Linked DNA regions of Homo sapiens: regions 1 and 3 are each linked to region 2. A link is a contact called in ENCODE Hi-C or POLR2A ChIA-PET data. All regions are on one chromosome and are shown on one strand. The core of a region is the stretch at or near the end of the contact, and the rest is flanking DNA. Distances in the headings are between cores, read along the strand shown. Region 1 holds the start of ERV3-1 (endogenous retrovirus group 3 member 1, envelope). Region 2 holds the start of ZNF680 (zinc finger protein 680). Region 3 holds the start of ZNF273 (zinc finger protein 273).

Evidence for each region. A loop is a pair of places that touch in the nucleus more often than their neighbours do. ChIA-PET counts read pairs that join two places held with the same protein, here RNA polymerase II (POLR2A). Pooled maps may share reads with other maps.
Region 1: a loop to region 2 is called in a map of B cell, with 29 times the contacts of the local background. The contact joins the promoter of ERV3-1 here to the promoter of ZNF680 in region 2. A Hi-C loop is called at or near these places in 5 of 168 maps with a recorded cell type or tissue (B cell, CD8-positive, alpha-beta T cell and naive thymus-derived CD4-positive, alpha-beta T cell), 6 of 37 single-sample maps with no recorded cell type and 17 of 50 pooled maps. POLR2A ChIA-PET finds 5 or more read pairs at or near these places in 10 of 52 experiments (A549, CD4-positive, alpha-beta T cell, CD4-positive, alpha-beta memory T cell and 6 more).
Region 3: a map of B cell shows a loop between it and region 2 (19-fold over the local background). The contact joins the promoter of ZNF273 here to the promoter of ZNF680 in region 2. A Hi-C loop is called at or near these places in 11 of 168 maps with a recorded cell type or tissue (B cell, CD14-positive monocyte, CD4-positive, alpha-beta T cell and 5 more), 28 of 37 single-sample maps with no recorded cell type and 24 of 50 pooled maps. POLR2A ChIA-PET finds 5 or more read pairs at or near these places in 9 of 52 experiments (A549, CD4-positive, alpha-beta T cell, GM12878 and 5 more).

The regions. Positions count from the first base shown.
Region 1 is chr7:65,005,237-65,007,936 of GRCh38, forward strand. It overlaps ERV3-1 (endogenous retrovirus group 3 member 1, envelope), which reads right to left and starts at 1,451. Exons shown (of 2, transcript NM_001007253.4): 1 at 1,305-1,451. ERV3-1-ZNF117 (ERV3-1-ZNF117 readthrough) reads right to left here and starts at 1,510. Exons shown (of 4, transcript NM_001348050.2): 1 at 1,305-1,510. RefSeq lists an enhancer at 1,382-1,441 and a silencer at 1,542-1,711.
Region 2 is chr7:64,561,692-64,564,405 of GRCh38, forward strand. ZNF680 (zinc finger protein 680) reads right to left here and starts at 1,380. Exons shown (of 4, transcript NM_178558.5): 1 at 1,234-1,380. The coding sequence starts at 1,263. RefSeq lists an enhancer at 969-1,328 and a silencer at 1,429-1,538.
Region 3 is chr7:64,901,990-64,904,689 of GRCh38, forward strand. ZNF273 (zinc finger protein 273) reads left to right here and starts at 1,284. Exons shown (of 4, transcript NM_021148.3): 1 at 1,284-1,430. The coding sequence starts at 1,329. RefSeq lists enhancers at 279-1,151, 819-868, 889-938, 1,152-2,024, 1,339-1,398 and 1 more.

The sequences.
Region 1 (2,700 bases), core at 201-2,700, 440 kb after region 2:
TATCTTGATTTATCCCCAGACAGTACTGAAACCCAGAACCAGGGAAAAAACTGAAGGGTGGCTGAGGACACATTACCTTATAAAGTTTCCAAAGGGAAACCCTGACCCAAAAATATTCTGATAAGGTTTCTGTGGCTAGAGGCAATAAAAGGAAAGGAGGCACAGAACATTTTTTACAATACAGTGTCAGGGGATTATTCTTTGCTTTCTTCTCTTGGGAAATCTTTACAAACAGAAAACAAATCTTTTTTAAAATGCCAGCCAATGCTTTGTCAAAAAATGATTAATTAAAATATGGTACCTAAAATGTACACTAAAGTGTACATTAAAGGACAAATAGTTGATAATGTGAATTAGGGAGGGGAAATTGGCATTTGGGAATGTCAGAAGGAACTGGAAATTTAGTATTTTACTGCAAGCCAGAGTTAGGCTGGAGGAATGGGAAATGGGGAGAAGTCTTGAGACCCTGCTTGAGACAGAAGTGAAAAATGCAGAGGAAAATCAGTGCCCTGTGGAGTGTGAAAATAATTAAGTGGCAGGCAATTAGACTGAGGTGGCTCCAGTCCTAGGGTTGCTACTTGCAAAAAAATCTAACTCGAATGATTTTTTTCTAAAGTATTACATTGGGGGAAAATAAAATTCAGGCTTAACCAACTATAAACTGCCAATTAACCTCTCATTACATGACCAGGGAATTTCCACCTTGATCGTACAAATTAAGAAACTACATAACTTTACCTAACCAATTATTGAATTTGCTTTCCTTTATCATGCACTTTATAAAAGTGTTTTCTTCAAGCCCCTTCCATAAACCACAAACTACAAAACATAGCTTGGTGCTCTACAATTCTTGAATTACTCTTTAATTAAATTCTTTAATATTTCTGCGGAGACTTCCACAAATTTTTAATAGAAAAAAAGGGGGACTGGGAACCCCGCAGACCAAAGCTCTTCCCATTCATGAACTCTGCATCCTGAGTCAGTATTCTCCCCTGACGACCGTCCAGTGGTCCCTGCACAATCGGGGAGAGCTGCGGCAGTGGGGGCAGAGCTGCCCACAGAGGACTCCAGAACAAGGCACAGTCACTGCGCAGGGAGGAGACAGGATGCCCGGGGTCCGAGCTGTCAGCCCGGCCGCCATCCTATGGCTGAAGGGGACTGAGGGCCGAGCTGCGCCAAGGAGAACTCGGGGCCGCGGATTTTGGAGCCAGCTGCGGGGAGGCCAGAGTCCCGCCACAGCCACTTCCCACCAGTTCCAACCAGCCCCGCCCCCTCTCTCGGGATGTCGGACCCGGCACTCTCACCATTTCTAGGCTTCCAGTGGGTCCTGGCGTCTTAGCTGTGGATCTCCCAATACCTGCAGGTAACGAGGCCACAGAAGCTGGGCCTCTAGGAGCAGAAGACACAGAGCAGTGAAGACTACACCAGAAGCTCCGGCTGCCGCCAGAGACAAAGGCCCCACCAAACCCGGAAGCCGTCCTGTCTGCTCCAGCTGAGTGCCTGATTGGACGGGTCCCAGCCCAGCGTCCCTGATTGGATAATGTTTAGGGCCCCACCCTCTCAGGCCTTGATTGACAGAAGACGTGCTCAGATGCTGGGCTGAATGTAGAGTGAACCCTAAGCCTTTTCAGGCAGAGCTTCCTCCCTGAGCTGACCCAGGCCCTCCCCAGACGGCATTTGCCTTGTAAGGCAACCGTCTGAAATAAAATGTGAGCCATGTGTGAATTCTAAATTTTCTAGTAGTTAAGAAGAAAGAAGAAACAGGTGAAATTCATTCTAACCATTTAATAACCCAATATATCCAAAATATTATTTTAGTATAGGAGCAATATGTAATTATTAATGTAGTGTATATATTCTTGGAACTAAATCTTTAAATCTAACCCTGTATTTTACCTTTCTAGCACATCGCAGTTCAGACCAGCCATATTCCAGCTATCCTGTAGCCACACATGGCCAATAGCCACCACATTGAAGTGCAGCTCTGATTTCATACTTCCTCTCTCTCTCTCCTCAAACCTCCTGTGCTTCCTTCCCTCCCTCCCTTCTGCTAAGCTGATGCTCACTTCTCCAACGTTACTAGAAGCCCTCAGAGTGAATGTTCTTATCTTCCCACCATCCACCGACTGTGTCTCTGTTCCTTCCACTGTCACTGTGTAATAATTGCCCTTCTGCGGCTGGGCATGGTGGCTCATGCCTGTAATCCCAGCACTTTGGGAGGCTGAGGTGGGAGGACTGCTTGAAGCCAGGAGCTTGAGACCAGCCTGGGCAACATAGTGAGACTCCATCTCTACAAAAAAGTTTAAAAATTAGCCATGGGCTGGGTACGGTGGCTCACGCCTGTAATCTCAGCACTTTGGGAGGCTGAGGTGGGCGGATCACCTGAGGTCAGGAGTTCAAGACCAGCCTGGCCAACATGGTGAAACCCTGTCTCTATAAAAATACAAAAATTAGCTGGGCCTGGTGGCGTGCACCTGTAATTCCAGCTACTTGGGAGGCTGAGGCAGGAGGGTCACTTGAACCCAGGAGGTGGAGGTTGCAGTGAGCCAAGAACGCACCATTGCACTCCAGCCTGGGTGACAGAGCGAGACTGTGTCTCAAAAATAAAAATAAAAGTTAGCAAGGCGTGTTGGTGTGCACCTGTGGTCCCAGCTACTCAGGAGGCTGAGCTGGGAGGATAACTTGAGCTCACGAGTTCAA
Region 2 (2,714 bases), core at 130-2,629:
TGGGAGGCCGAGGCGGGTGGATTACGAGGTCAGGAGATCAAGACCATCCTGGCTAACTTGGTGAAACCCTGTCCCTACTAAAAATACAAAAAAATTAGCCAGGCGTGGTGGCGGGCGCCTGTAGTCCCAGCTACTCAGGAGGCTGAGGCAGGAGAATGGCGTCAACCCAGGAGGCGGAGCTTGCAGTGAGCCGAGATCGCGCCACTGCACTCCAGCCTGGGCGACAGAGCAAGACTCCGTCTCAAAAAAAAAAAAAATTTACATTAGGCACAGTGGCTCACGCCTGTAATCCCAGCACTTTGAGAGGCCGAGGCGGGCAGATCACAAGGTCAGGAGTTCAAGACCAGCCTGTCCAACATGGTGAAACCCGTCTCTACTAAAAATACAAAAATTAGCCGGGCATGGTGGCGGGCGCCTGTAATCCCAGCTACTCGGGAGGCTGAGACAGGAGAATCACTTGAACCCGGGAGGCAGAGGTTGTAGTGAGCCGAGATCGTGCCACTGCACTTCAGCCTGGGCGACAGAGCGAGACTCCGTTTCAAAAAAAAAAAAAAAAAAATCTAACTCAAATACATTGTTTTTTGTAAAGTATTACATTGGGGGAAATAAAATTCTTGCTTAACCAACTATAAACTGCCAAGTACCCTCCGATTACATAACCAGAAAATTTCCACTTTGATCTTACAAATTAAGAAGTTATGTAACTGTACCTAACCGATTATTGAATTTGGTTTTATTCATCATACACCACTTAAAAGTCTTTCCTTCAAGCCCCTCCCATGGACCACAAATTACAAATCATAGCTGGGTGCTCTACGATTTTTGAACCACTCTTCTATTACATTTTTAAATATATTTGCAGTGACTTCCATGAATTTTTAATAGAAAAAAGGAGGGACTGGGACCCCATGGACCAAAGCGCTTCCCATTTATGAACCCTGCACCCCGAGTTATCGGCAGAGATGCGGCACTGCGGGTGCAGAGCTGCCCAGCGAGGGCTCCAGGCCAAGGCACAGTCACTGCGCAGGGAGGAGACATGACGCCCGGGGTCCGGCTGTCAGCCCAGCCGCCATCTTATGGCTGAAGGGGACTGAGGACCGAGCTGCGCCAAGGACAACTCGGGCCGCGGATTTTGGAGCCCAGTGCTTGGAGCCTGGAGTCCTGCCACAGCCACTTCCGACCGGTTCCAACCAGCCCCTCCCCCTCTCTCGGGGTGTCGGACCGCACTCTCACCATTTCTAGGCTTCCAGGTGGTCCTGGCATCTTAGCTGTGCATCTCCCAATACCTGCAGATAACGGAGTCACAGAGGCTGGGCCTCTAGGAGCAGAATACACAGAGCAGTAAAGACTAGACCTGGAGCTCCCGCAGCAGCTAGAGACAAAGGCCCCGCCAAATCCCGGAAGCCGTCCTGTCCGCTCCAGCTGCGTGCCTGATTGGACGGGTCCCAGCCCCGCGTCCCTGATTGGATAATGTTTAGGGCGCCACCCCCTAATGCCCTGAGTGACAGAATATGTGCTCAGCGGCTGGGCTGAACGTAGAAAGAGTGAAATCCAAGCTGCAGGGTTCTCAGGGAAGGGCTTCCTCCCTGAACGGACCAGGCTCACACCAGAGAGTATTTGCATATAACCCTGCGTATAAGGTCGTATGCCTTTATAAATAATATATTATGTGGCTATTCACACATGAAAATAATGCAATAACAATTATTTAAAATTTTCCAATTTTATGAGCTCCTGGCTTCTTGTCCTTTGAGCGGGTAGCCTGACATTTTTTTTTAAAAAGGCAGTCCTCTGAAATTGAATGTGAGCCACGTGAATTCTAAATTTTCTAGAAGGAAAATTTTAAAAAGAAAAAAAAACAGGAGGAATTCATTGTAGAAATTTAATTAACCCAATATATCCAAAATATTATCATTTTAATATGTGACCAGTATGTAATTATTAACAAAGTATATATATTTTGGAAAAAAAATTAAAACTATGTATTTTACCTTTCTACCACATCGCAGTTCAGACCAGCCACATTCCATGCACCCAGTAGCCACAGGTGGCCAATAGCTGCCACATTGAAGTGCAGCTCTGATGGCAGAAGATGAAATCCTGAACATCCCTTTTCTTTTTTCTTTTCTTTTCTTCCTTTCTTTTTATTTCCTTTCTCTTCTCTTCTTTTCTTTCTTTTCCTTTCTCTTCTCTTCTTTTCTTTTCAAACAGAGTCTTGCTCTTATGTCCAGGCTGGAGTGCAGTGGTGCAATCTCGGCTCACTGCAATCTCCACATTCCGGATTCAAGCAATTCTCCTGCCTTATTTTCCCCAGAGTAGCTGTGATTACAGGCATGTGCCACCATGCCTGGCTTATTTTTGTATTTTTAGTAGAAATGGAATTTTGCCATGTCAGCCAGGCTGGACTCAAACCCCTGACCTTAAGTAATCCTTCTGTCTCATCCTCCCAAAGTGCTGGGATTACAGCCATGAGCCACCACACTGGGCTTGAACATCCTTTTCCTGCCATAAATAAGGGGAAAGTCTTTCCCTACCAACATCTCTCTTCAGTTCCAAGGGTAGAACAGATAGTGGCCATAGAAAGAGCAGAGGACAGCAGGAATAAAATAACAACAGGAAGACCACCTGTTGCCCACCTTTCTTCCAGAGATCAGACAGTGAACAAAGGACGATGGGGCCACAGAAGAAGAATGCTCTATGTCTACAGATCCCTC
Region 3 (2,700 bases), core at 34-2,533, 340 kb after region 2:
AAGGCGGGCAGATCACTTGAGGTCATGTATAATATTATACATAATATTATATATTATTATACATATTTTATATTATTATATACAATAATATATATTACATGAAAAATTACATACTGCTCACATATTAAAATAATATTTTGAATATTAGAATATTTGAATTCTAGAACTAGAATATATAACGATGAAATTGTTACAATAAATTCCACCTGTTTCTTCCTTTTTTTTTTAAGTTTGGCTACTAGAATATTTAAAATTCACATGTGGCTTACATTTTATTTCAGAGAATTAACTCCGTTTTAAAATCTCAGGCTGCCTGCTTAAAGGACCAGAAGCTAGGAAGGTCGTAAAATCGGATATTAAATAATGTTATTATATTTTTTCCATTTGTTAATAGCCATATAATTGTGAACCTCAAATATCTGAGACAGATCTCAGTTAATTTAGAAAGTTTATTCTGAGGCCAGGCGCGGTGGCTCACGCCTGTAATCCCAGCACTTTGGGAAGCCGAGGCGGGTGGATCACCTGAGGTCAGGAGTTCAAGACCAGCCTGGACAAAGTGGTGAAACCCCGTCTTTACTAAAAATAGAAAAATTAGCCAGCTACTCTGGAGGCTGAGGCAGGAGAATCGCTTGAACCCCGGAGGGAGGTGGAAGTTGCAGTAGCAGAGATCGGATCGTGCCACTGCACTCCAGCCTGGAAGACAGAGCGAGACTCCGAAAGAGACAGAGAGAGAGAAAGAAAAAGAAAGAAAGAAAACTGGAAGTGGGGAGGCGGCTTCCAGGTCCTAGGTAGATAAAAGACAAATGGTTGCATTCTTTTGAGTTCCTGATTAGCCTGGGAAAAGGAGGCAATCAGATATGCAATCATCTCAGTGAGCAGAGGGGTGACTTTGAATAGAATGGAAGGCAGGTTTGCCCTAAGCAGTTCCCAGCTTGACTTTTCCCTATAGCTTAGTGATTTTGGGGCCGCAAAATTTATTTTCCTTTCACACACTATACTATTTATTAATATAAATGCATATGACCTTATACACAAGGTTAAATGCAAATACCCCGTGGGTGGGCCGGGCTCAGTTCAGGGAGGAAGCCCTGACTGAAAAGCCTGCAGTTTAGGTTTCATTCTATCTTCTTTCAGCCCAGCAACTGAGCACACCTTCTGTCATTCAGGGCCTGAGGGGGCGGGTCCTTAAACATCCTCCAATCAGGGACGCTGGGCTGGGACCCGTCCAATCAGGCACGCAGCTGGAGCGGACAGGACGGCTTCCGGGATTTGGCGGGGCCTTTGTCTCTCGCTGCAGTCGCAGCTCCAGGTCTCGTCTTCACTGCTCTATGTCCTCTGCTCCTAGAGGTCCACCTTCTGTGGCCCCGTTACCTGCAGGTATTGGGAGATCCACAGCTAAGACGCCAGGACTCCCTGGAAGCCTAGAAATGGTGAGAGTGCCGGGTCCCAGATCCCGAGAGAGGGGGAGGGCCTGGTTGGAACTGGTGGGAAGTGGATGTGGCGAGACTCCGGCCTCCCTGCAGTAGACTCCAAAATCCGCGGCCAGGAGTTCTCCTTGGCGCAGCTCGGCCCTCAGTCCCCTTCAGTCATAAGATGGCTGCTGGGCTGGCAGCCGGGATCCCGGGCGTCCTGTCTCCTCCCTGCGCAGTGACCGTTCCCTGGCCTGGAGCCCTCCCTGGGCAGCTCTGCTGCCGCAGCGCCGCATCTCTCCTCGATGACTCGGGATGCAGGGTTCATGACTAGGAAGAGCTTTGGTCCATGGGGTTCCCAGACCCTCCTTTTTTCTATTAAAAATGTATGGAAGTCACCGCGAAAATATTAAAGAATTTAATCAGACAGTCATTCACAAATTATAGAGCACCCAGCTGTGGTTTGTAGTTTGTGGTCCATGGGAAGGGCTTGAAGGAAAGACTTTTATAAGGTGTGTGATGAAGAAAGCCAATAATTGGTTAGGTACCGTTATGTAGTTTCTTAATTTGTAAATTCAGGGTGGACATTTCCTGGTTATGTCATCAGAGGTTAATTGGCAGTTTATGGTTGGTTAAGCCTGAATTTTGTTTCCCTCAATGTTGTAATTTACAAAAAGTTTGAGTTAGATTTTTTTTTCTTTCTTTCTGAGACAGAGTCTCACACTGTCGCTCAGGCTGGAGTGCAATGGCAGCCATCTCGGCTCACTGCAACCAACGCCTCCCGGGTTCATGCAATTCTCCTGCTTCAGCCTCCCAAGTAACTGGGATTACAGGCGCACGCCGCCACGCCCAGCTAACTTTTCTGTATTTTAGTAGAGTCTGGGTTTCACTGTGTTGCCCAGCCTGGTCTCGAACTCCTGAGCTCAGGCAATCCACCCGCCTCCGCCTCCCAAAGTGCTAGGACTACAGGCGTGAGCCACCGCGCCCGGCCAATTTGAGTTAGATTTTTTTAAAAAATGGGGACCCTGGGACTGGAGCTACCTCAGTCTAATTGCCTGCTACTTAATTGTGTACACACTCTACAGGGGATAGATTTTCCCCTGAAATTTTCACATGTGGCCCAAGCAGAGTCTCAAGACTACTCCCCACCCCCAATTCCTTCAGCCTAACTCTGGCTTGCAGTAAAATACCAAATTTCCAGTTTTTTCTGACATTCCGAAATGCCAACTTCCTCATCCTAATTCACATTATTTTAGTGTACATTTTAGATACTGTATTTTAATTAATCATT